Linked DNA regions of Homo sapiens: region 2 is linked to region 1. A link is a loop called in an ENCODE intact Hi-C map of the cell type or tissue named here. Cell type or tissue: B cell. All regions are shown on one strand.

Evidence for each region. A loop is a pair of places that touch in the nucleus more often than their neighbours do. Peaks named below come from ENCODE experiments on the same cell type or tissue, not always from the same donor. Only the 100,000 strongest peaks of a DNase experiment are listed, where the experiment ranks them.
Region 2: a loop joins it to region 1, with 16 times the contacts of the local background. A loop is called at or near these places in 45 of 110 quality-filtered maps.

What each region holds. Positions count from the first base shown.
Region 1 is chr12:69,566,354-69,574,353 of GRCh38, reverse strand. FRS2 (fibroblast growth factor receptor substrate 2) reads right to left here. Exons shown (of 9, transcript NM_001278356.2): 5 at 5,258-5,349; 6 at 3,837-4,023; 7 at 2,920-3,078; 8 at 2,073-2,236; 9 at 1-349. The coding sequence starts at 5,323. Among named protein-coding and RNA genes, the nearest start is that of MIR3913-2, 14 kb to the left of the region's middle. In B cell, CTCF peaks have their summits at 3,141 and 3,341 (motif pointing right); a DNase peak (open chromatin) is centred at 3,363; H3K27ac peaks cover 4,149 bases.
Region 2 is chr12:69,384,029-69,392,028 of GRCh38, reverse strand. It overlaps YEATS4 (YEATS domain containing 4), which reads right to left. Exons shown (of 7, transcript NM_006530.4): 7 at 1,159-1,882. The coding sequence ends at 1,713. Among named protein-coding and RNA genes, the nearest start is that of YEATS4, 28 kb to the right of the region's middle. In B cell, CTCF peaks have their summits at 3,208 and 3,414 (motif pointing left); a DNase peak (open chromatin) is centred at 3,468.

The sequences.
Region 1 (8,000 bases):
TATTTTCATACACCAGTTTGTTAACAGAGGGTGCATCTCTTCGTTCATCACTGTCATAGCCAGTGTCCCATTCTGTGTTATTTGCTCCACTTCCACTAACTTGATCTCTTCCAAGTTGCTCCAGTTTCTCTTTTTCCATTAACTGCTTTTGAACAGGGGTTGGCCCTAAAACAAATTTGACTCCTTCAGGTTCAAGAAGAATCTGAGGATCCCTGTCCTCAATACTACTTGGTTCTTCTTTTGGTGTGCTGCTTTCAGCGTTAGAAACCCTCGCCTCCAATGGAACATGCACACTTGTGCGGTTTTTCCGCTCTTCTTGCACACCTGTAGTGTTGACATAGGTATGTACCTAAAACAAAACAGAAAGTGAATTAGTTAACTTACTTAAAAAAACAAAACTGAAAAAAAGCCTGACCACATCAGTTAATTTTATTGACAACAGTTAACTGTATTAACTTTCTCTCCAAATGTACTCTTACTTCAAAACTTTTGCACCTGTTTTTTTATTAATAAAAAGGTGGAAAGAGAAGGAGAAATGTAGAAATGTCTTCCTAATTTGATAAAAGAATAACGACTTCAAAATAACACGCAGGCTGGGCGCAGTGGCCCATGCCTGTAATCCCAGCACTCTGGGACACTGAAGCGGGTGGATCACTTGAGGGTAGGAGTTCGAGACCATCCTGGCCAACATGGTGAAACCCCGTCCCTACTAAAAATACAAAAATTAGCTGGGCATGGTGGTGAGCGCCTGTAATCCTAGCTACTCTGGAGGCTGAGGCACATGAATCATTTGAACCCGGGAGGCAGAGGTTGCAGTGAGCCGAGATTACACCATTACATTATCAGCCTGGGCAACAGAGTGAGGCTCCATCTCAAAAAATAAAATAAAATAACATGCAACATTATATTTGATTGTTAAACATGATAAATATTATGTAAAAAATAAAAATCAGGAACAAAATAGGGATTATCATTTTGCTGCTGTTTTAGAGGTTCTCAAAGCATTAAAACATGATCCAGAAATAAATAACGACTTTGAAAAGAGATAAGTTTATCCTTATTTACTGATGATCTGAATGTATAAGAAGATTAACTCCACTAGATTTAATAAGAGTTCTGTAAAATGCATATATATAAAATAAATGCCACCAAGTAAGAAATTATCACTATTTAGAAAAGCTTAATAGTATTTTGGGGAGATAATATAAAAATATTTACAAGGGTCGGGCACAGTGGCTCACGCCTGTAATCCCAACACTTTGGGAGGCCGGGGCAGGCAGATCACTTGAGGTCAGGAGTTCAAAACCAGCCTGGCCAACATGGTGAAACCCGGTCTCTACTAAAAATATGAAACAATTAGCTGGATGTGGTGGCCTGCGCCTGTAATCCCAGCTACCTGGGAGGCTGAGGCAGGAGAGCTGCTTGAACCCGGGAGGTGGAGGTTGCAGTGAGCTGAGATCATGCCACTGCACTCCAGCCTGGGCGACAGACCAAGACTCATGTAATTACAGTAAATAATATAACAACTCATTATGTAAAGAACACAAAGAAACTGATTTTAAAAACACTAAAAACTTTTTAATGTGACATATGGTTTACAAAACATAAGTATAACTAATTAATACAGAGGTTCCAACCAGATACTTCATTCCACACATGAAAACTAGCATACTCGGGAACACTAAATAACTCCATAACATTAACAGCAAAATCTACCTTCCTACTCGTAGTTCACTGACTATAATGGCTAAAATATGAAAAGCAGCATAAACTCTTAATCCATTGGACATTCTTATAATGGGAACTGACCATTAGTTATGCCTTTCTTAATCTATAGATGTACCTCTTCTGTGAACCCACAAGCTACTGTAATGGTAAGTTCCCCTGAATACCCGCATATATTTGAGCATAAACCAGCAAATATATGCTATCTCCTCTGATTGTTCACTACAAAAGTAATTTACAAACAGATAAAGTTAAACTTCAAGCTGAATAAAATCTTCCAGTATTAGCACAGTGATACCCTAACTCTGAACAATCATTATTGCTGTTACACAGTAGCACATGCTTACTTGTTCCTCAGCCACAAGCAAAGGATGTGTAGATTCTTCCCCTACTGAAGGCAGGCGAGCACTTCCCACAGAAGGATGTCTGCTTGACGGATGGGATGAAGCATCTCCAAATGAGGGATATCGGGGATATCCATTAGGTAAGTTCTGAGCAGCAAATCCTGGAGCTGAGTTTTTGTTTATTGGTTTAAGGAAAAGGGGGGCGGGGCAGAGAGAATAAAAATGAGTAAGAATCGAATCTGTACTGAGGATTATAGGAGGTCTTTCTGCCAAGACAGCAGAAATCAGAGCACAAATAGTATTACCCCCAACTCCATATTTTACCTAATATGAAATACTGAATGTTTTCATTTTTTAAATATTTGAAGTACTTAGAACTACGGCTGTGTTTTTTTGTTCTGTTTTGTTTTGTTTTGTTTTTGAGACGGAGTCTTGCTATGTCGCCCAGGCTGGAATGCAGTGGCATGATCTCAGTTCACTGCAAGCTCCACCTCCCGGGTTCATGCTATTCTCCTGCCTCAGCCTCCCGAGTAGCTGGGATTACAGGTGCCCACCACCACGCCCGGCTAATTTTTTTGTATTTTTTTAGTAGAGATGGAGGTTCACAGTGTTAGCCAAGATGGTCTCGATCTCCTGACCTAGTGATCTGCCCGCCTCAGCCTCCCAAAGTGCTGGGATTACAGGCGTGAGCCACTGCGCCCGGCCTACAGCTGTTTTTAAAAACTGACAACCATTATACTTCTGTTATCCAGTGGTGATTTCTAGTGTGTTATTGATTAAATACCCACAATCTATAGCTTACAACTAAACGTCTGTTATTCAAAATGTGAAAGGGAAAAGGGGTACTTACTTGTAGGTGTTCGAGGTGTTCTAGGGACTTCCAATTCTGTCTGATGATTATTTCTTTCTACAACTGGCTCTTCCACCACATTTATACTATTATTTTGCATAATCTCTTGCAACATGTTAAATAATTCTTCTGCACGGGCACACTTAAAGGCAAAGATTCCTACAAATATAAACCAAAAGGGAAAAATAGTTAACATACCTTTAAAAAAAACTATAGGAACACTTGACAAACAGCAGAATTGTAAAGTAAGCATTCTACGCACCGAGTCAGAAATCCCTTTTAAATAAATATCTGATAAATTAATGATTATTCTCTGTTTCAAAACAAACCCCCGCCAAAAGTTCACAGAATAATTTTCATTCATCTAAGGGAGATGGCCCAAAATAAAGCTAATGAAATCAAGACCTGCGCACTTACGCTAGTCTGTTTCTTAACAGCAGGGGGAGCCCAACTCACTATTCCAAGGTGATCATTTGCCATGTAACAGGCCCCTTGGAAAGTCCCTAGGTGTTTTCCAATTGTTATCTTGTTTAATTATTACAATAATTAAAAGATAGGTATTACCATTTCCCTTTTATAGAGAAGAAATTTAACATTCAATGGAAGTCCTGTAACTTGTCAAGGCCATTCAAGTAGTAGGTAGTAAAAAAATCAATGATAAAGACACTTAGTCAATTTAGCTGACCCAATCATTTACTGAAAAATCTTAAAGTTGACATGAGCCAAAATTTCTCACATAGACAATGTGCTTAATAAACAGTTGATAAATTAATACACAGTATACTATATCTTTCCTTAACAATCTGTTTATTTTGGGATTTTTTTCAGAAGAAAAATATTAATTTAATCTTTGTATACAGAATAGCTGAAAAAACAATTTCAAATACAATATTTGGGAAAAAAAACAAAGGTTCTACCTTGTCCAGTTTGACACCTTCGACCACTTTCAAAAGAAAAGAGATTCGAGTCATAGCCATAGCGTCGCAGGCAGAGGTAGTGCCATTTTACTGAGTCACGTTTGCGGGTGTATAAAATCAGTTCTGTGTCTGTAAGTTCCATTATGCCAGAACCTAACTCATTCCCATCATCATCCACATTAATGACCTAAAAAAAGAAGGTGACAGTCATGCAAATATGTCACCAATTCGTCAGGAAAATGCATTGTTGCTAATTAGTTATTTGTAATTTGTTAGTTCATTCATCAACCAATGTGTGTATCAGGCATGGACTACGTAGCCGTGTAACACCCAGTTCAGATCTGTAAGAAATTTACATTCCCACTGGGGAAACAAAATGTAGAAACACAAAGTCAATACCACAAAAGTGTATGATTAATTGACAAAGGAATGCAACAGAGGCTGCAGAAGGCAGGAAGTGTGGTCTAAGGTTGTTGAGACACCTTCATTTAAGAGGAGGAGGGCCTTTAGCTGGACCGCTAGTATAAATAAATTTACGCAGAAAATAAAATCAGAGGGGAAATCTAGTGGGTCAGGAGATAAAGGGACATCATAAAGACACAATGTTAAAGCAGAACAAAAAAAGTACCTTTCAAAGACACCAAAATAGATTGGCACAGAGTTCATATGAGGAAAGGCTTTGTACTGCTGAGCTTCAGAAAACATCCAAAGACTAAGAGCAGTAGGTAACATTTAGGGAGAAGTTACTATTCCCCTGGGAGTAGGAAAAGAGCTTTACATGTATTTAACCCTCATAACAATCCTAGACTACACTGTACAAAAATGGAATTAAGACTCAGTAATAACGTAACCTGCCCAAGGTCACAAAGCTTATAAAGTGACAGACTTACACCTAGGTTTGTGTGATCAAGGCTATTCTTTGTAACAGATCGAGGTCAAATTATCAGACACAAAACAGCTATAGCAGCATTTAGCCTACAGGTAAAATAACACCACACAATTTTAGCAAAGAGGTTAGTGAATGATGAGAGAAGAAGATTAATTTGATGGTGACTACAGGATGAATCAGAGGGTGACTTGAGGTAGAGTCCAGTTAAGAAATCACACAGGCACACATGAAAATAATAACTGAAAGACAGATAGTGATGAGATTGAAAAGGCACCCCGTAAAATGGCATTTTAAAAACAGTATTACCAGAACGGTATGGCTAATTAGATACAGAGGACCGAAGGAAAACTAAAAAAAATTCCATACTGTAAGAAAATGTTGTCATCATTTATTAAATCAAGAAAGACAGGGTGGAAAGAAAGGGAAATAGAAAGGTTTGGTGATAAAAGCCAGAAATAAGATATGTTAAGTGAAATAAAAGAAGAACACCCAACTAGGCAGTAAGATATATAACTCAACCAGTTTTACTGACCTTAAACTTGTTCCGATGGTTATCTGGGACAGTGTCTTTATCTGGACAGCTACAACAGCTACCCATGGCTTCTTCAGAAGACCATGTGTGCACTACATGAAAAATAATTTGGAAAAATTTATTAGATGAAGGATACAAAAACTGTAAACAGAAAAAGACTTTAGAAATCATCTAACACAAACATTATTCTGATGCAGAAAATTAAGTCCAACAAGGTATATGGCTGCAGCTAGATTTTATACAACTAGCTAGTTGATTTTACTCAGTAATAATGAGAATAAATTTTGTGAGGCATTAATAATGTCAAACAAATCTCAAATTTCTAGTTAAATTTGCAAAGGTCACCTATTCTAAAATCATCTAAAAAAAAAACCAACTTAAGGTCTCATATATAATATTACCTAAATAATTAATTTTTGTTCAAGAGTTAATAATGAAATTAACCCTTTGTGGCTTATCAGGAATTTCATGTCCTTCTTTAAAGAGAGAGAGAGAGACAGAGAGGGACAGAGAGAGAGAGACAGAGAGAGAGAGAGAGAGACAGCCAGAGACACAGAGACAGGCAGGCAGGCAGGCAGGCAGGCAGACATTATGTTGCCCAAGGCTGGGCTCAAACTCCTGGGCTCAAGTGATCCTCCTGCCTCAGCCTCCTGAGTAGCTGGGACTACAGGACTACCAGACCTGGCTTGTTCTTTAAATAAAAAATCACCAAAGGGATGGTGAACTTCTGGCTTGGCAGGTATTTTGACTGTTGTTACTCATTGTAGTATCTTTTATGTCTCCACAAGACAAGAGTTCATTGGTAATTAAAACAAAATCAAATTTCGAATAGCGCATTGGTAAGAGAGAAAGACAACTCAAAATTAAGCAGTAAAGTAACACACAGAATACTGGCAAAACTGATATAGCATGTCTATTTAATACTCCTTTCCCATAGAAGGTTAGAGGTAAGTGGTTATATACCTGACATTGAGTGTTTAAGAACACTCCAACTGAGCAGACAAAGAAAACTCCAAAGCATCACTTACAAACAAGGGAAATAATCAGATAGAATATGACAATATATGAAAAAGGAGGAGGGAAGGAAGCACAGAAGCTACAAAACATTACAAACATAAATTTGATTGAAGCTTGTTGAAAATTATTCAGTGGCTCTCCACTATCTTCAGTTTAACAGTATAAACTCTTCAGTATGATAGATCCGATCAGATACAATGTAATCCCTGTCTAACAGATCCAGTCTAGACTCTCCCTGCTTTCTGTTTCAAGCCCTATTCTTAGTCCTGTCAGAATAAACAAGCTGCAGTTTCCCCAGAGCATCCTGGTCTCTCACATCCTTCCAAGCTGCTCCCTTTCTGCTTCTTTCCTTTCTCAAGATTCAACTCAAAGTGCAGTTCCTCTAGGATGCTTTCCCTGACTCCAAGCAACTAGGCAAGTTATACTATTATGTATGACCGTCATGCATATGCTAACCCAAAGCACCCTGGGCTTCCTAGTATCATAGCATCTATCACACTTTGTACTGAGTAGAAATTGTGGCAGGTATCTGTTTATCTGTCTTTTCTCCTCCATTGTGAGCCCCTTGTCAGCAAGGATGAACCTTACTCATTTTTACATTCCTAGTACCTAACACGATACCTAGCATACAGAAGGTGCTATAGGACCTGTGATTTAAATGGACTGTATTAAACAAATGTGAAGGATCCCTAGCAGGTATAAGTATTAAGAAAATGAAAAAGTGTACTAGCGTATAAACCAAGAGTGTATATGATAACATATAATAGTAAAGTTAATTAAGACTCATGATATTTGGTATTTTTGCTTTAACTAATATGCCAGCTAAGTATCATAGTACAAGGACACATAAGTCACCATCTTTGTCTTTGAAGAGCTGTGAGTATCAAGGGGGAGAGAGAGAAAGAGAGAGAGAGAGATGTAAATAGATAATGCACTGCGATAAACCTTATATTAGGATATGAGCAGAGTACTGTGGGCACATGAAAGGGAACAACTAACTTTCTGGGTTAGGCAGGACAGGAAGCACTAATTGAGCTGGGATTTAAAAGAAGAGCAGAAACAACATGCTAAGCAAAATAAAGAGAAATAAGCACCTGAGACAGACAAAAGTCATGAAGTGTCACACCACATTCAGGAGAAAGTGAGGCGTTCAGTATGACTGGACTACAGGGTAGACTGGAAGACAAATGGGGCCCAACCATAAAGCAGCCTGAACAAGCTAGGGACATGTTCCCTAGATTTGAGACTTGATCTTCCAGTTAACTCGAAGATAGCCTGCCTCTAGTGTTCCCACAATAGAATGGCATAACTCTATTGTGGCCTTTATCGTACTCTACTGCAATGTTTATCTTTCTGCACCATCCACTTTGCTGTGATCTCTTTAAAGACAGGAAATCTTGTCTTGTTCATTTTCCAGGGCACTAAGCATACCAACTTACATGGCACATATTCTTTTTTTTTTTAAATCCCCCAAGACGGAATTTCGCTCTTGTTGCTCAGGCTGGAGTGCTATGGCGTGATCTCGGCTCACTGCAATATCCGCCCCCCAGGTTCAAGAGATTCTCCTGCCTCAGACATGGCACATATTCTATAAACATTTAATTTTTTAAAAAATAGTAAATGTTTAATATTAATAAATTATAGGATGAGTAATATAAGAAATTTTAAGTAAAGGGATAATTGATAGAGACATTTTTTAAAAGTCTTCTTGAAAGTACATATTTGT
Region 2 (8,000 bases), 180 kb after region 1:
ACAGTGAAATCCTACCAAGATTAAAGCCAACAAAGAAATAAGAGCCAATAGAGAGTAAGATTGAGCCATGACCACATATTTTGAACCCTTGTATGCATGCATGAAGTCAGACCTACCTACATGGACTTTAGTTTTATGAACCAATACATTTGAACCAATACATTCGTGGGCAGCTGACTAGAATAATGATTGCCTGTGCCAACTCCTCAAGTAGAATGGGGCTTTTCCCTCATGTTATTTTCCTGATCTATCCCCAGGCCCTATGCGATACTTGGGAAATCTTATCATGATAAGCCTGGCAGGTAGGCATGGGGATAAAAGGTGCAGAGAAAATGAATGATGCCTGGCACAATTGAAAGTACCACCATCAAGCCCCAGAGGGCTCTGGCCGAAATTTCAGACCACAGAGGCCTTTGTACATCCTCCATAATAATTGCAAAAGTCACAACTTTAAAAAATAAAGCCACAAAGTAAAAAGTAACCAATCCATCAGGGCAGACAGATAAAAAAGTATTTTTGTTCCTAGGTTGCCAAGATGGTTCAGCCAACATACCTTTAAAGATTAGGTATTAATGAATGTTAAAAGTAGATGAGTCTAAAAGTAGAGGACTTGCTGTGTGGATTTGAACAGAAGAGGCTAAAGAGGAGAGGGTAGGAGTAGTGCATGAAGCTAATGCACAGCTGCAGCTGCTTCCCATATGTCTCTATGAAAGATTTAATTTTTTTTTTTTTTTTGAGATGAAGTCTCATTCTGCCGCCCAGGCTGGAGTGCAGTGGCGTGATCTCAGCTCATTGCAACCTCTGCCTCCTGGGTTCAAGCAATTCTCCTGCCTCAGCTTCCCAAGTAGCTGGGATTACAGGCATGTGCCACCATGCCTGGCTAATTTTTGTATTTTTAGTAGAGATGGGGTTTTACCATGTTGGCCAGGCCAGTCTTGAACTCCTGACTTCAGGTGATCCACCTGCCTTGGACTCCCAAAGTGCTGGTATTACAGGCGTAAGCCGCCATGCCTGGCCCCTAAGAATTAATATATTTGTATGTGAAGAATAATGACACTATGATATAGGCAGAACAAAACTTAAGATATAATCTTTACCATCAAAGAGCTTCTACATGCGACAATGAGTGCCAATAAGAGATGTGATGTCACAATACTATAAAGATACTTTAACTGTATTGAGGGAGTTCCAGAAAGTCTTCAAAGAGGAAGAAACACATCAGGAGGGAGAAATAGGATCTGTAAACTACATTTATTGAATACTTACTGGACACATCATATACAAAAAAGGATGGGGGCAGGTAAGAACTTGAAGAAATTAAATATACACATTAAGTTTCTTCACTAATTCTAGCCACTAAAGAAGTACAAAATTTGTACAAGTAATACTTTATAATGAAATTTTGATGCCTGTCAAAAGGGTAATAAGCTATACATATACTACAATAAACATTTTTAAAAACTGTGCTTAATATCATAGAATTTTCTTAAAATGGGTTGGTAAAATACCTATATAGCATCCATTCTTACACACATATTTTCCATTAAAGATTGCTTAAATAGTACAAATTCCTATTGCTAAGAAATTCATGGTCAACAGCTGTATATGAAGTTCCTCTAAGAAACATCACAGCATTTGCAGTAAGTCCATTTCTCCAGTGAAGCCCACCTTATTTTCAGTTTAGCTTACTACCAAGTTCTCATGAGAACTGTTTATATGTCTTTTGCTTGGTCATCTTCTTCAAGTTTTCTGATTTCATTTTTTAAACAATTTATAGTTTCACGACTTGCTTTTAATCTCTCCTTAAGCTCTGCAATCTCAAAGCTTGTTTTTTTCTTAGCAGCTTCTAATTTTTCTCTGGTTTTCACTTCAAGCTCTGCAACTAAAGAAAACAAATACTTTTACTAAAGTATTTTTCTCACATGTTTAAGATATATGACAGGGTAATAAATATGGCATTTCCTGACGACAATGTTTCCATGATGAAATGTGGATAACTTAAGAATTACAACATTAAACATGGGTGCAGGTTGGGGGAGGGGAAGAATGTCTGAATTCCCAAGAGAGGATCTAAGATGTTTCCTACAACTAAAAATAAAATTCTGGTCACCAACTCACAGTTAAAATTTTAAGACATAATGTCCTTTTTTCCATACACATATTAAGATTGAAATAAGGGGGCACACAAACCCAAGATACATCAGCTAATGAGAGGTGACTGGGCGCAGTGGCTTATGTCTGTAATCCCAGCACTTTGGGAGGCTAAGGCAGGTGGATCACTTGAGGTCAGGAGTTCGAGACCAACCTGGCCAACATAGCAAAACCTCGTCTCTATCAAAAATACAAAATTAGCAGGGCGTGGTGGTGCACACCTGTAATCCCAGCTACTCTGGTGGCTGAGGCATGAGAATCACTTGAACTTGGGAGGCAGAGGTTGCAGTGAGCTGAGATGACGCTAGTGCACTCCAGCCTGGTCGACAGAGTGAGACTCTGTCTTAATGGGTGGGGGTGGGGGGGAAGCGTTAACTACAAGTATTCTTAAATTTATATACAGGTGAAACTTTTTTTTTTTTTTTTTGAGATGGAGTCTCGCTCTTGTCGCCCAGGCTGGAGAGCAGTGGCATGATCTCAGCTCACTGCAACCTATGCCTCCCAGGTTCAAGCAATTCTCCTGCCTCAACCTCCTGAGTAGTTGGGACTACAGGTGCATGCTGCCATGCCCGGCTAATTTTTTGTATTTTAGTAGAGACGGGGTTTCACCGTGTTGCCCAGGCTGACTGCGAACTCCTGAGCTCAGGCAATCCGCCCTCCTTAGCCTCCCAAAGTGCGGGGATTACAGGCATAAGCCACCAGGCCCGGCCCAGGTGAAACTTATAAACAAAATCACACTATCAATACAAGCCAATATCTTTTTTTCAAATAGGTGGCAATAACTGCTAAAATTTGAATCCCAGCTCTGCCACTTACTAGCTGTGACACTGTAAGCTATTTCACCTATGTTCCTCACTTATGAAACAGAAATGATAATGGCAAATACTTCATAATATTATTTGTTGAGAAAACTTTTGAGACAGGATCTTACTCTGTCACCCAGGCTGGAGTGCAGTGGTGTGATCTTGGCTCACTGCAAACTCTCACTCCCGGGTTCAAGTGATTATCCCACCTCAGCTTCCCAAGCAGCTGGGATTACAGGTGTGAGCCACCACACCCAGCCTGTTGAGAAGACTTAATGAATTAATTTATGTAAAGTACCCAGAATACTGCCTGGTACAGAAAAAGCCCTATCAACTATTGTTATGAGAAAAGAGAAACATTAAGTGATATCTGAAACTATCTATCTATAACAAAGTACTAAAGAAATGTTACTGCAAAACAGGACACATCTATTTAAATATGCCACTTGGATATGTAGCATGATGTTTTACAAAGAAAAATATCTGCTTGTGTCTAACATTTCCATCTTGTGGACATTTTTGGTAACTGCTGCTCACTATTAAAGTACACTTATACTTACTTTCACTAATAAAAGATGGTCACTAATTGGAAGCCAGATGGTTTGGTGGGAAAAAAACCCAACTATGGAAACAGAAAAGATCTGATTTCAAATAAACCCTTGCTTCCTTATTAGCCGAATGCTAACATTTCTAAGGCTCCATCAATCTCTTTGTACGATACAGCTAAAACTAGGTATTTCTCAGAGGATTTACGAAGATTACATGAAGTAATTATATGTAAAGCATCTAGCACATAAAAAACATGCAATACACGGTAAAACCCTGTCTCTACTAAAAATACAAAAAATTAGCTGGGCATGGTGGCGAGCACTTGTAGTCCCAGCTACGCGTGAGGCTGAGGCGGGAGAATGGCGTGAACGCAGGAGGCGGAGCTTGCAGTGAGCCGAGATCGCGCCCTGCACTCCATCCAGCCTGGGCGACAGCGCGAGACTCTGCCTCAAAAAAAAAAAATAAAAATAAAAAAAATAAAAAAATTCAATGAATATTAATGAGTTCTTTCCTTATTTTGCTCATTGCTGGTGACTTGCTTTTTGTGATTGTCAAAACAATTCATATTTTACTTTGTAATTCTTTTCATTCTTTTACAAATTATTTTTATACATAGGTAGTACACACAAGATTACAAATTAAAAGATTAAAGAGTAGACAGTGAAAAAATATGCCCTTCTACTACACTTGTTCCCCAGCCTGCCATGACCAATCAGTGCTTCTTCCCAGAGATAATCACTGTTGTGTTCTCTGATATCTTCCCAGAAATAGTCTGCTGATATACAAAGCATATACCCAAGTGCAGTTTCTTCTTCTTCCCAACACAAGTGGTATCATTCTATACACATTGTTTTGCACCTTGCTGTTTCACTTAACATTATATCTGGAAGCTCACCCTATAACACAGAGCTGTCTCATTCTTTTTAATGACTACAGAGGACCTAATTGAATGGATAAATAAAATTCATTTAGTCTGCCCCCTATTGATGTACACTCAGAGTATCTCCATTTTTTTCTTTTACAAACAATGCAATAATGTGTATGCTGTAAATAATCATTTTAGTATATTTGTAGGATAAATTCCTGGAAATGGAACTGTTATAGAATATATATGTACTTGTAATTCTGGAAGAACATCAAGCAACTCAAAAGGATCTACCAATTTATAATCCCATTAGCATTGTGTCTGTTTCCCTACTGCATCAACTTTTTGGTCTTACCTAACCTGAAAGGTTAAAAACAGTATTTCTGTAATTCGCATTCATCTTATTACTATTGGGGCTGACTCATCTTTTTTATAATGTTTGAGACATTTCTCCCTTTCTACAAATGATCTGTTTTCCTTTTGCTCATTTTCCTATTGGGTTATTGGCCTTTCTTATTGATTTGTAAGAGCTATATACAGCTTTATACAGTAGTCCCCCCTCATCCATGGTTTCATTTTCCATGCTTACAGTTAGCCACTGTCAATAGCGGTCTGAAAATAGGTGAGTAAAAAGTAGAATAAGATTTTTTTGGGGGGTGGGGTGGGGAAAGAGCACACATTTACATAACTTTTATTAGAGTTCATTGTTATAATGTTCTATTTTATTAATTAGTGTTGTTAATCTTTTATTGTGCCTAATTTATAAATTAAACTTTATCATAGGTATATATGTATAGGAAAAAACAGTATATAGGGCTTGGTACTATCTGTAGTTTTAGGCATCCACTGGGGTTCTTGGAATGTGTCCTCTCCAGATAAAGGGGGACTACTGTATGTTAAGAAACTAGTCATTTGTGACATGAGTACATTTTTCTATGGCCTGTCAGTCTTTAGACTTTGTTCCCAGTGCTTTTTACTATGCAGAAATTTGTATTCCCCTATACCCTCTCTCCCCACATCAATTTAAAAAACACACTGAATGATATGCGCTTTGTTAGATGCTGGGGTACAGAGGCAGGAAACAGGTAAGAAAAAAATGCACTAATGTTATGAGGTAATCATAGGGAACGACAAGAGTAGACTGGATTCAAATCAAGTAGAAAGGGTGAGTTTTATGAAGGAGGGCTTCTTGGTAGTAGTAACATCTAAACTGAATTTTAAACAATGAGAAAGGAGTTAGGTAAATGAAGTGGGCATACAGGCCCAGGAAGCAGCATAAAGACAAGGAGTCCTGTATAGCTGTAAGCGGTAGTTTTAAAACTAGCCAGGGAGACCTGATTAACTCAATTGTCAGAAGGACAGCATTCACTGTAGATATAACATAGATTTGTTGTTTGATTCATGATACTTTTATTTTTGACAACTTGTAAGACTGCGAAGGGCACTAGATGTTTGGAAGAAGACATGAGTTAATTAGCAATGAGATCCTGGGGGAAAACATTTTAAAACTTCTTTTAGCTTGTTCCAGTGTTCTGCTTCCTATGTGTTAAATGCTTATACAAAAAAAGAAAAGTTTCTGTTTTTAATTTCCCAATGAAGCTCAATTTCGAGAAAACAAATCCAAAGAATTACTACTTTTATAAAGTCAGTTCAGCATACTGGTTAGGAGACAGACTATCAGGCTTTTTACAACTTATTAGTTAAGTGGACAGATTTTGGGTTTAAAATGCAGGCTCTACTGGGTAATTTTGGGCAAGTTATCAAATCTTTCTAGAGCTTTTACCTACAAAATGGTGCTAATCATAGTATCTTCCTCCTAGGGTTATTTTAGAGTATTAAATAAGTTAAGAAATGGAAAGTGCTTGTCAGGTACATAGTAAGCTCTCACTAAGTGTTCACTATCATTTTTACTATTTCTTGAAGAAGCAACTAAAAAGCTAGATCATTAGTGCTTAAACTTCCAATATACTCCATAATAAATATTCTCTCTATAAAAATACTATTAAATTTTTGGAGCCTAAGTTCTGAGGACTGCCAGGGATCAAGTTCTGATTCTACTACTAACTAGCTGTGTGACCCTGGGCAAGTTTCTTAACCTCCTTATACCTCGGTTTCCTTTTCTAAATATTACCTAATAAAGCTGTTATAGAATTAAGTGAGTTTATACATGTACAGACTCAGAAGAATACAAATAGTAAGCACTGAATAAGTCTGGCATTTTATTATTACTAAATATTGACTATCATATGCCCTCAGATTATTAAAACTATACATATTTTTTAGACCTTTGATTAATATTCCCAGATAGCTTTCCTAAAGAGCTAAATTTATACTCACAAAACAATTCATGAGAGTGCAAAGTTTACTCTTAATCGGTACAACTATTTAAAATTCCTGGCTGGCATGGTGATTCATGCCTGTAATACCAGTACTTTAGGAGTCTGAGGTGGAGAAACCTGCCCCTACAAAAAAAAAAAAAATTAGCCAGACATGGTGGCACATACCTGTAGTCCTAGCTACTGTTAGGGGGCCAAGGCAGGAGGATCATGTGAGCCCCCAAGTTTGAGGCTACAGTGAGCTACGATCATGACACTGCAACCCAGCCTGAGTGACAGAGCGAGAACCTGTCTCTAGGGGAAAAAAAAATGCTTTTGCTAATTTAATAGGACAAATATAGTCATTCACTACTGTTTGGTTTGCATTTTTAAAATTATTAGCAGGGCCAGATATTTTATCATTTTATTTACTGGTGATCTCTTATTCTATCTGTCTGTCCATACCTTCTGCCCATTTATCTACTGAGGTTTAACAGGTTTTTCTATTTATCAATTTTAGCATTTAAAAAAACATTAATTCTTTGCCATATTTTCTGCAAACTTTTCTTCTTTGCCTTTTGGAAATGCAGAAATTAAATATACTTAATAAAGTCTATCCTTATTTTAATGTGATTTTTCCTAACACTTTAAATTTGGAAAGTCCTTCCTAGCCAGGATAGCCAGTAATCTAATTTTTCAAAAAACAGGCTGGCTGATTTTCAAAAAAACATTTAAATATCTTTAACTAAACTGGAATTTGTTTTGGTAAGTACTATGAAGTGATGATCAAAATTAAGTTTTCTTCCCAAAAGCTTACCAATTATGCCAACACCATTTATGGAATTAGACTTTTCTTCCTTATTGATTTGGTACTGTTAAGAAAATGAACTAAAGATCACACAGAAAACTTAATTTATTGATAAAAACTTCCCAAGGTTATACAGCTCCATACGTAAGATTTAACACATTGAAACAGATTTATAGCCTTTTCACAAAACATATTATTTATAACTACTTGTTATACATAAATAAATGATAGTTTTGTCAAAAACAGAAAAATGTGAGCACTTGAATTTTAAAAGAGAATTTTCTGCCATGAATGGGCACATTTCATGGTATGAGAGAAAGAAGAGAGTGATCAATAATGAAGCACAGTAGTGCTTTTCACCTTTTCAAAGTGATCATATACTTAACTGTTTTATGTTCATAACATTTTTGCAGATAAAGAAACTAAAGCATACAAATTTTCAATGACTACCTAAGTCACAAAATTATAATTAGTACCCAGATCTTTTAAGTCCTAATCAAGTGTTTTAT